Linked DNA regions of Homo sapiens: region 2 is linked to region 1. Evidence: chromatin loops called from intact Hi-C (ENCODE). Cell type or tissue: lower leg skin. All regions are shown on one strand. Each heading gives the region's core, and the rest is flanking DNA. Links, peaks and the distances in the headings are about the cores only. Region 1 has its middle 28 kb from the start of ZNF862. Region 2 overlaps ZNF862 (zinc finger protein 862).

What was found. A loop is a pair of places that touch in the nucleus more often than their neighbours do. Peaks named below come from ENCODE experiments on the same cell type or tissue, not always from the same donor. Only the 100,000 strongest peaks of a DNase experiment are listed, where the experiment ranks them.
Region 2: it touches region 1 in a loop (8-fold over the local background); 4 of 110 quality-filtered maps call a loop at or near these places.

The regions. Positions count from the first base shown.
Region 1 is chr7:149,808,445-149,812,821 of GRCh38, reverse strand. It overlaps the pseudogene SSPOP. Among named protein-coding and RNA genes, the nearest start is that of ZNF862, 28 kb to the left of the region's middle. In lower leg skin, for the core only: no CTCF peak of the experiment used is centred there; no DNase peak of the experiment used is centred there.
Region 2 is chr7:149,866,480-149,870,856 of GRCh38, reverse strand. It overlaps ZNF862 (zinc finger protein 862), which reads right to left. Exons shown (of 8, transcript NM_001099220.3): 8 at 3,378-4,377. ATP6V0E2-AS1 (ATP6V0E2 antisense RNA 1) reads left to right here. Exons shown (of 4, transcript NR_027040.1): 3 at 506-615; 4 at 999-3,163. Among named protein-coding and RNA genes, the nearest start is that of ATP6V0E2-AS1, 5.2 kb to the left of the region's middle. In lower leg skin, for the core only: no CTCF peak of the experiment used is centred there; DNase peaks (open chromatin) are centred at 746, 2,206 and 3,997.

The sequences.
Region 1 (4,377 bases), core at 88-4,087:
TGGTGTCTCTCTGGGGTGGCCTGGCATGCTCTGTGAACTGAAACCAGGGCCCCCACCCGTGCCTTCCTGTGCTGGGCTGTCCAGGCCCCAGCCAAAGAGGCCGTGAGCCCAAATCCACACCCTGCCCTCCCGCAAAGTGGGCCTTGGGTCAGGTGGCAGTGCCAAGGGAGCTGGGACTCACCACTAGGTCATCACAGGAGCGAGGGCACGGAGGGCCACAGGGGCTATACTCGGCCCCTTCAATGGCAGTGCAGTTGGTCACTGAGGGCAAACAGGATGGGCTGAGAACTGTGTGGGGCCATCCACCCTGGCCTCTCTCCCTGGAATGCTTCCTCTAACTCCCCTTCCTCTGTCCCTGACCCCCACCCCCATCCCTGGCAGGTACCTGGGCAGGGCAGAGCCTGGCAGACCTCCCCCTGTGCCCGTGGCCCCTCGCAGTAATCCCCCAGGCCCTGGGGTGGGGGCTGGTCACAGGCCCGGGTCCGGCTCCGCAGGCCTCCCCCACAGCTCCGGCTACAGTGGGACCAGGGCCCCCATGGACCCCATCCCCCAGCTCCTGGGGACACAGCAGAGGAAGGAGTGAGGAGGGGCTTGGCTGGGGCCAGGGCACAGCTGGTACAAGGCAGCAGCATCCACAGCGTACAGTGGGCACCACCCTGGGCTCCCCAGGAGGGTCCAGGCGGGCAGGGCAGGCAGGCACTCAAGATCACACCCCTGCAGGAGACATGGCTCCTCTTCAGCCTCGGGGCCTGAGCAGAGAGGTGTGGGGGTGGCTGGCAGGGGCAGCGGAGCCACGGTGGATGGCACTGCACTGGGGGACCTGGCACAGAACCGGTGCCGATGGCACCGGGCAGGGCCACAGGAGGCTGAACACTGGCTCCAAGGGGTCCAGGGTGACCACGTGGGCTCACCTAGGGGATATCCAGGAGGCGGGCAGGCAGGAGGGGGACAGGCACAGGCTGGACAGGCTGAAGATGGAGCATGGTGCCTCTGCCCCCCATCTCTCCTGATGGCTTTCCTCCCCCAGTCTCAGCCCTGGCCCACTCCTGCAGCTGAGGGATGGGGGAGCCGAGGTGCAAGTCAGAAGTGGGGACGCTTCCTTACCCTCCGCACAAGGCCAGGAGCTGCAGTTGGCGATGAGCCCGGAGACACAGGAGCTGTGGGGAGCAGCAGAGGGTTGGTTGGTCTATGGGCTGCATTGTGGCCCCCCAAACCCTCAAGTTCAAGTCCTGGCCCCCAGTCCCTGGGAATGGGAGCTTATTTGGAGATGAGGTCTGTACAGAGGTGATCAGGTTAAAAGGAGGTCACTGAGGTGGCCCTAGTTTTAATGCATCTTATGTCCTTTATAAAAGAGAAAATGAGGGAAGATGACATGAAGAGATAGGGAGAAGGCCACCTACAGGCCAAGGAGTGCCAACGATTTCCAGCAAACTCCCAGAAGAGGAGTAAGGCCTTGAACAGTCTCCCTTGCAGCCCTCAGAAGGAGCCCACCCACCAACACCTTGATCCTGGGCTTCCAGGATCTGTGAGACCATCAGGGGCCGCTGCTCTAGCTCCCCAGTGCATGGCACTCGGTGGCAGCAGCCCCAGGAGGCTAACACAGGTGGGGAGAGGGAAAACAGGTGGGGGACAGGGGGAGGGAGGGGCGCAGGAGGGTGCAGCCTCAGAGGGCTGGACGGCTGTGCCGAGGGGCTGGGGGTGGGGGGCACATGTGTCTCTGTCCCCGACTGGAGCCAAAATCCCTGCCTCTGAGGAGGGACAGCAGGTCGTCAGAGGTCACAGGGCCATAATGGGATGGGGGCGGTGTCTCACCAGTTTTCACATGGACGAACCACAGTGCTGCCCGGGGGGTAGAGGTGCCCCTCGTGGGCACAGGGGCAGTCCTGGGTGGGCACACACACGTTGTTCTGGAATCGAAACCCTCTATCATCTTCTGGCTCCAGATGGGCTGGGCCTGGGCTCCCCACCCTGGTCAGAGCCAGCATGCAATCCTCAAGCTCCCCCTTAAAACCCAGCCACTCTCCTTCCACAGACATGCAGCTCTCCCCTCTGCCCTCCTGCCAGGCAAATGCGGACCATCGGCTTGGGGGCCGTGGGGACGTGGGGACGTGGACCCTCCAATTTCTAGGAGAAAAAGACCATCTTAAAAATTGCAGGACATGAGACTGAACTGTCGAATCCCCATGAAGTCAGCCATGAAAACATGAAATATGCAATTTGTACAGCAATGGTAGGAAAAGACACATTTTCATCAACAAAATAAAAACAGAAAAACATTGTGCACAGGGAATCTGGACAGAAGTCCTTCAGATTTAAAAGAAACAACTGTCTTGTGGCGCATGATTCAAAGTCGAACGCACTGAAGTTTACGGGCCAGGGCCTGGGAAACCCTTTCCCTGCACCGTCTCACTGACTCCTGTGACTGGCTGTAATTTTACCCCAATTTTACAAAGGAAGGAACTGAGGCACGGGAATACTATCCCCAAGCTCGCAGGGCTACCAGTAAAAGAGCCTGATTTGGACTCAGATATGATTACAACGTGTCCCTTAACCACACCCCACGGCTTTGTTCAATCCCACCACACAGCCGGCATTTCCTAGCCCCAATTCCTACCACCCTCTGACTAGAGTGGCCACCTCTCTGCTCTCCAATCTTGGATCTTCAAGTGCAGGACCCCCTCCTTCAGGAAGCCCTCCATGCCTCCCTACTCTCCACACCCTCCAATCTCTGATATTCAAGTCAGGATCACCTCCTACAGGGAGCCCTCCATGGCTGACCCAGCCCACTCCACTCCACTCCACAATGTGCAAAGCTCACTTCCTGCCCGTCTGATGGTTCTAGCTTCATTTTAGGGACTCTGGGTCTGGTTTCCCCAGACTGGATGCTTCTTGAGGGCAGAGACTACTCCTTCCCTACAGAATAGCTCAGCCAGAGACTAACATACTGTAGGTGCTCGATAAATAACTGGTGATAACATAGTGGACAGAGCAGTTGAGCAGGGACAATTCACAAAGATCTTCTAGACCTATCACCATTTTTACCAGTGAGGAAACAGAGATTAGGGGGAGAGGGATGAGACCTGCCCAGGATCCCCTGCTGGTTCCTGCCGGAGCTGAGTTGTAACCCATGAGTTTAGTACCCTTTCCTCAACCTTGCAGGGTCTCCCTGTCTCTAGCCCCATACCCTATGTTCTTCGCTGTCCAGATCCTGCCTGTCCCTTCCCTGCCACCCCATGGTCCCCAGGCTGTACAGAGGCCTCTCTGGGGCCAGGCAGGGGGACACTCACCAGCAGAAGCATCCCAGAGGGGCAGTGGCAGCCAGGGTGGCAGGTCTGGTTAGTCCCTCTTGGGGCGCTGAGCTCTGCACAAGAGGCAGGGCCCTGGGCACAGTCCAGCCACTGCTTGTCCCTGGGACACATGCCAGGCACTGGCCCTGGGGACATAGAAATTGACAGCCCAGCCCCAGAGCACTCAGCTCTCCCCTGAGCTCCCAACCTGGGAGAGGCACCAGCTCTGGGTATGGGTGGGGTGGTCATGGGGACTGCACAAGGGCCGAGGGACAGGGCTGTGCTGGGGTGGCAGACAGGGGGTTGACAGTGCCCTGGGTTGGTAAGAATGAGAACTGGAGGGTCCCCAGGGCAGGCCTCACCTGCGCAGGGCTGCAGGCCACAGGTGGAAAACTCCATGAGGCTGCGCAGCTGCTGCCTCGGGTGCGGTTCCTGTAGCCACCACCACAGGGCACGGAGCACGGAGACCAAGGGCCCCACTCCCCACCAGGACCTGGGGGTGGTGCCCAGGTCACTGCAGGCCCTGCCTCCCATGCCCACCCCACCTTCTCCTCCTCCCACCCAGACACCCCTGGGGACCCCTCCACCGCTTCACCTGCAGCGTCATATCCCACTTAAGGTGCCTCACACCTGCTTGTGGGGGGCTCCAGGATTCAGCCTAGAACTGGGCTGGTCTCTAGGGAGAAGCTGGGGCTATTCTGAGGAGGGGCCCTGTTAGGGAATGGACCCTCAAGGAGTCTCTGGGGACAACCTCTTAGCAGCATCTCTTAATGAAGTCTCTTGCACTTTTCTAGAGGTTCAGGGTGGGGGGTGATGGGAGTCTTCTTGGCTTCTCTCTGGAAGGTTAAGGAGGTCTCAGGACCTCAGTCCCAGCTCTCACCTGGACATGGCCGCAGGCTGCAGAATTCAGCCTCCATGGTGGGGCCTTGGCACTCAGCACCCCCAAAGGCAGCTGGGGGTGCAGTGCCTGCCCGGAAGCGGCGCCGAATGCCCACGTTGCAGCTGCAGCTACAGAGACTCCACAGGGTCCAGGGACTCCAGCCACAGGCCACTGCCAGGGCGTGTTGGGGGCGGAGGGCAGTGTGTGTGA
Region 2 (4,377 bases), core at 162-4,161, 58 kb before region 1:
AATGATGTAACCACCTACCTTCCACCCATTGTTCTGGTGGCCATGAGTAGAAGGAATTATACCAGGATGTGATAAGAAGGAATTAGGAGCTGGGAGTCTTGCTGGGTGAGGACCTTGGCCCCTTGCTTGCTTGCCATCTAATAGGGGCACTCCTGGCCTGTGGGGTCAGGGAGAACTAGACCCAGAGCATGGTTGTCTCTGTGACTAGTTGAGCCTGTTTCTCCTTCAAGGGCCCTGGCAGTGGGAAAACATATTATGACAATTGCACTGTTTTATCAGCCCTTGGCACTCCTGAAGTTGCCCTGAAATAAACATCCCTACCTGTATGCCAGGCCCTGCCTACTTCTGGAGCTCTCTTAGGTTTACAACCTACCCCCGCTGTCCCAAATTGATAGGGTGAGCCCAGGGCATTAAATGGGTGGTGCAAGTCAGGCTTCAGGACTGACACGGGTCTATGTGCGCTCAGTGTGGGTTGAGGGGCACTGGGCTGTCTTTCTCCCTACAGTGCATGCTGCTGCCAAACCAGAGATCACTTGTAGACTTGAAAGGGAACATGAGCTTTGGGTGAAGGATTCCCAGCCCCCAACAGAGGCCAAAAAGCTACCACCCAGCCAGGTAAGCCTTGATGGAACATCTCTTGCACAAAGATCACCATGTTCATTGAGCCTTTAGTGCCTCCTGGGCTCTGATCAACCCACGAATCAGTATCTCCGCAGCACTTCCTGTGGTTTGGATTCAGGTTTTTTACTTCTGTTTCCTGCCTTTATGATAGGAGTTTGGGTAACCTGTGAGAAACACAGCCACAGTGTAAACCTCTTGAGACAAGCTACACTGATGGGACAATCAGGGTGAGGGCAATCCGGCGCCGTGGCTATGTCAGCTCATGTGTGCTCTTTCAGGAGGACATGTCTCACAGACACAGATCTTCAGCTCTGACATGCTCGATCTCACAAGCCCTTTTCTGAAACCTCCATCATGTGCTTTCTGATTCTCTACAGGCAGAAGGAACATAAAGTATGCATTTTATGATACGACTCAGCTTGGAGGGATGAAGTAGAAGGTCCTCACTGCACCTCATGGCAGGCTGCTGACGGCAGATATTTTACCGGGCTCACTGAACTGGGCAGTCAGGGAAGGGTCGGCTCCTGCTCTGTCCAGCTGTCTTCATAAGGGACTCTGTGACACTTTTTATAAAAATGACTTTGATTTCTGCATAAGAAGGCTTCCCAAGCTTGCTGTCTAGCAGTGGCTGCTACAGGGAATTATTCACATGGCAGCAAGAGAGCCCTGGCTCCCTGGACCAGGACATTCCCTTTGTGTGTGTTGGAATGAGAGCAGGAGGAGTGCTGGTCAGAAGCCCCTCCCCAGGGCTCTGGGACTTCAGTGTTCTCAGACAAACTGGGCCGCTCCTCTGAGCTGGGATGCTGACCCACACTTGGCCCCGGCTCTGGCATCCACAGGACGCTGCCTTATCCGTCATCTCGCTGGGGCTGGGGGCTAGAGGCTGAGCAGGTCACACTGAACAAAAGAAGTGTGTCCCCATCACTAGGCTAACATCTGAGTTTCTTCCACAGTATTTGGTAACACAGTCAGAAACAAGACTGAAGATGATTCTGGAGGCAACTGGGAACCCCCCAGAACGATTCTGCAGGCTTCTGGGAAGCTGAAAAACCCCAAGGCCAGACTGGCCTCAGAATGCCTGAGTCCTTTTGATTCCACTGGAAAAGCCATCCATCTGTGCCAAGTGTGTGGAGAGCTTCAAGAGCCATATAGCCCTGGCCACCATGAGCACAGCCACGTGGGGGAGTAGTCCTGAAAGTGTCCTGGTGTGGCAAAGGCTTTCCACTAAGTGGACCTCAGATGGCACAGGAAGACCCTCCTGGGGATGTGGGAGGACACTGCCTAGTGGGTGAGGGGCCGCTCTTTCAGGTGTGCACACTAAATGCAGAGACAGCCTCTCCTGGCTGCCAAGAAGCCTGTGCATGATCCAGGACCACAAAACACTTGCAAACTCACTGCCCAGAGGCCCTGTGCCTGTCTGGAGTGTGCCCAGTGTGTCTGCGCCCCACAGCTTGTCCTGGCCCGCCAGCAGAGCCGCAGCACTGCAGGGCCCTTCTGTTGTGAGTGCCAGGGCCCTTGCTGGCTGCCTGAGCAAGGCAAAAGGTTCAAAACAGGAAGTCTCTGGGCAGCTATTCCCAGGTGCAGAGGGGAGCAGCGGCCACACAGGTGCCAGTGTGGCAGGAGCTGCAGTCAGAGGCAGCATCTCAAGAGCCCTGGGAGCAGGGGCCAGCCACGTGAAGCCCACGAGTGTCGCTGGCACAGGGAAGGGACACGAGGATCACACTGACCCAAGAGAAGGCCCACAGTGAGGAGGCCCCACCGAAGCATCCCCAGCAACAGGGACTGAGGCATCTGAGGCAGCCAGCCCACTCGGAAAGGCCTGCTGACTGCACTCCAGATGTCAAGAGCACCCTTGGGAAAAAGAAAGGCAGGAGTGCAGCACTTTCTAGAGCCTCAGCTCACTTCTCTCCTTCTAGCTCCAGCCGGAGTGATGGAAGAGGCTGCGCTGGGAGCTGCCTCCCTGGGAGCCTACCCTGCCCAGCCTGAGAGTGGAGGCTACCAGCATCACGCTTCCCCTAGTGAAATCCATCTGTCCTGAAGGGAACCCTGGGACGGGGTCAAGGAAACCCTGTTCACCCCCACCACGGGGTCAGGTCTTCACCAAAGGGAGGCCGCACGGATTCCCAGTCGCAAACCCAAAGCCTTGCTGCCTTTGCCTCTGTTTCCATAGTTGTTTCAATGTCTTTTTTAAAAATCACATACACTCGAGTAAGACTGAGTCTCCTCACCGAAGAGATCTGGCTGTATCCCGAGTCTCTGAAACCTTTGCTCCAGTCCCGTGGGAGCGTGCCGTCCCGAGGATGTGGAGCCGCAAGGGCTCGCCAGAGGGATCTCAGGAGCTAGGCCTCAAGGAGCGCTGTTGAGTGACAGGTCTGATGCAGTAGCTTTTACTATTGGTGGAAATCGATGTTTTTTCCTTGAAAGTCTACCTTTCTAAGTTCAGTAAACCAAATTAGATCATGTATGTGAAAGCACTTTGTAAACTATGCAGTACTCCAGAAAAGGCAGCCAAGCCCTTAATTATAACTCACCAAACAGCCAACTCTCATCTTTACCTTCTAACTGGCAAAAATGATTGAGCTCACTTTGAAGGACTAGAGAGGAAAGAAACTGAAAGACAAAAATCAGGTGAATACACAGGCACTTCCCCTGCCCACCTCTGTTCCTGGCCCTGTCCCCTCGTGAGTGAGAGCAGAGCTCGTTCTGTCAGCTTCTCTGAGCTCCTGGTCCTCGCTTAGGGACACACAAGACAGAGATGTGTTGAAATAGACTCTGCTTTATTCAGGTAGCAAAAGGTTAGGAATCAAACATGGTTTTTAAAACCTCCTTTCATCTTTGAAAATAGAGGAGAGAACATCCCTGGGCCAGTCACAGTTACTGTATTTGGCTAAGCACACACCTGTATGAGGGACCCGCCCCTCCACACTGTTCTGATAGGTACTTAGCACCCTAGAAACTCATCCTCTGCAGGAGAGAGAAGCAAGGGTCTGGAGCGCGGTCACATACTCTAAGGTATCTTCCAGGACAGGGGGCTGGGCTCCCTCACTCCCACCTGGAGTCGCTATGGCTATTGGGATCAAACTACCAGTTACATACTGGTTACTTGGAATGTCAGACCCGGTGGGTATCAGTCATCAGGGAGAGGGAGGGGAAATGCCAGGACACGTACATACGGATGCTGTCAAGACTACAGGCAAGGAGGAGGGTGGCGACAAGCGCTGGGACTCCAGCCAAAGCGGGAGTGCATGCTTCTTCCCCTCCCAGAGCCCTGTGGTTTTTCTTCTTGTGAGGCATAAACAGGAAGCCTCTCCAACAAGGGGGTCTCCAGCACTAGGGGCTGAAACTCAGCCAGCCTCTCCAAACAAAGCAAAGGGGCCAGCCTGGGCCAGGGCCTCTGATAAGGATGCTCACTGTGTTTCCACGGGGGTCCTGAATGAGGAAGTTCAGGAATAAGATGGCAGTCATCTTCTTCCTTCTTGGCCATTGGCTGACAAAGGGGAACGGAGCAGGCCTGTGCCCCTTGAGAAATCGGGTAGTGCAAATTTTATGACAAACAGCATTCTCAGTGGCCCCGCTGCACAGGGACCCCCCTTTCCCACCACCTAAGGAAGGCACTGGCCGGTGTCCTCGGAGCACGCTGATGCTGACGTGGAGAGGGCGAGTTGCTTCCCCTAGCTTCCACCTCAGCTCCAGAACTACTCCCACAGAGACCCACTCACGGCTGCTCACAGGATGGCCTCCTGCTCTGAGGGATTC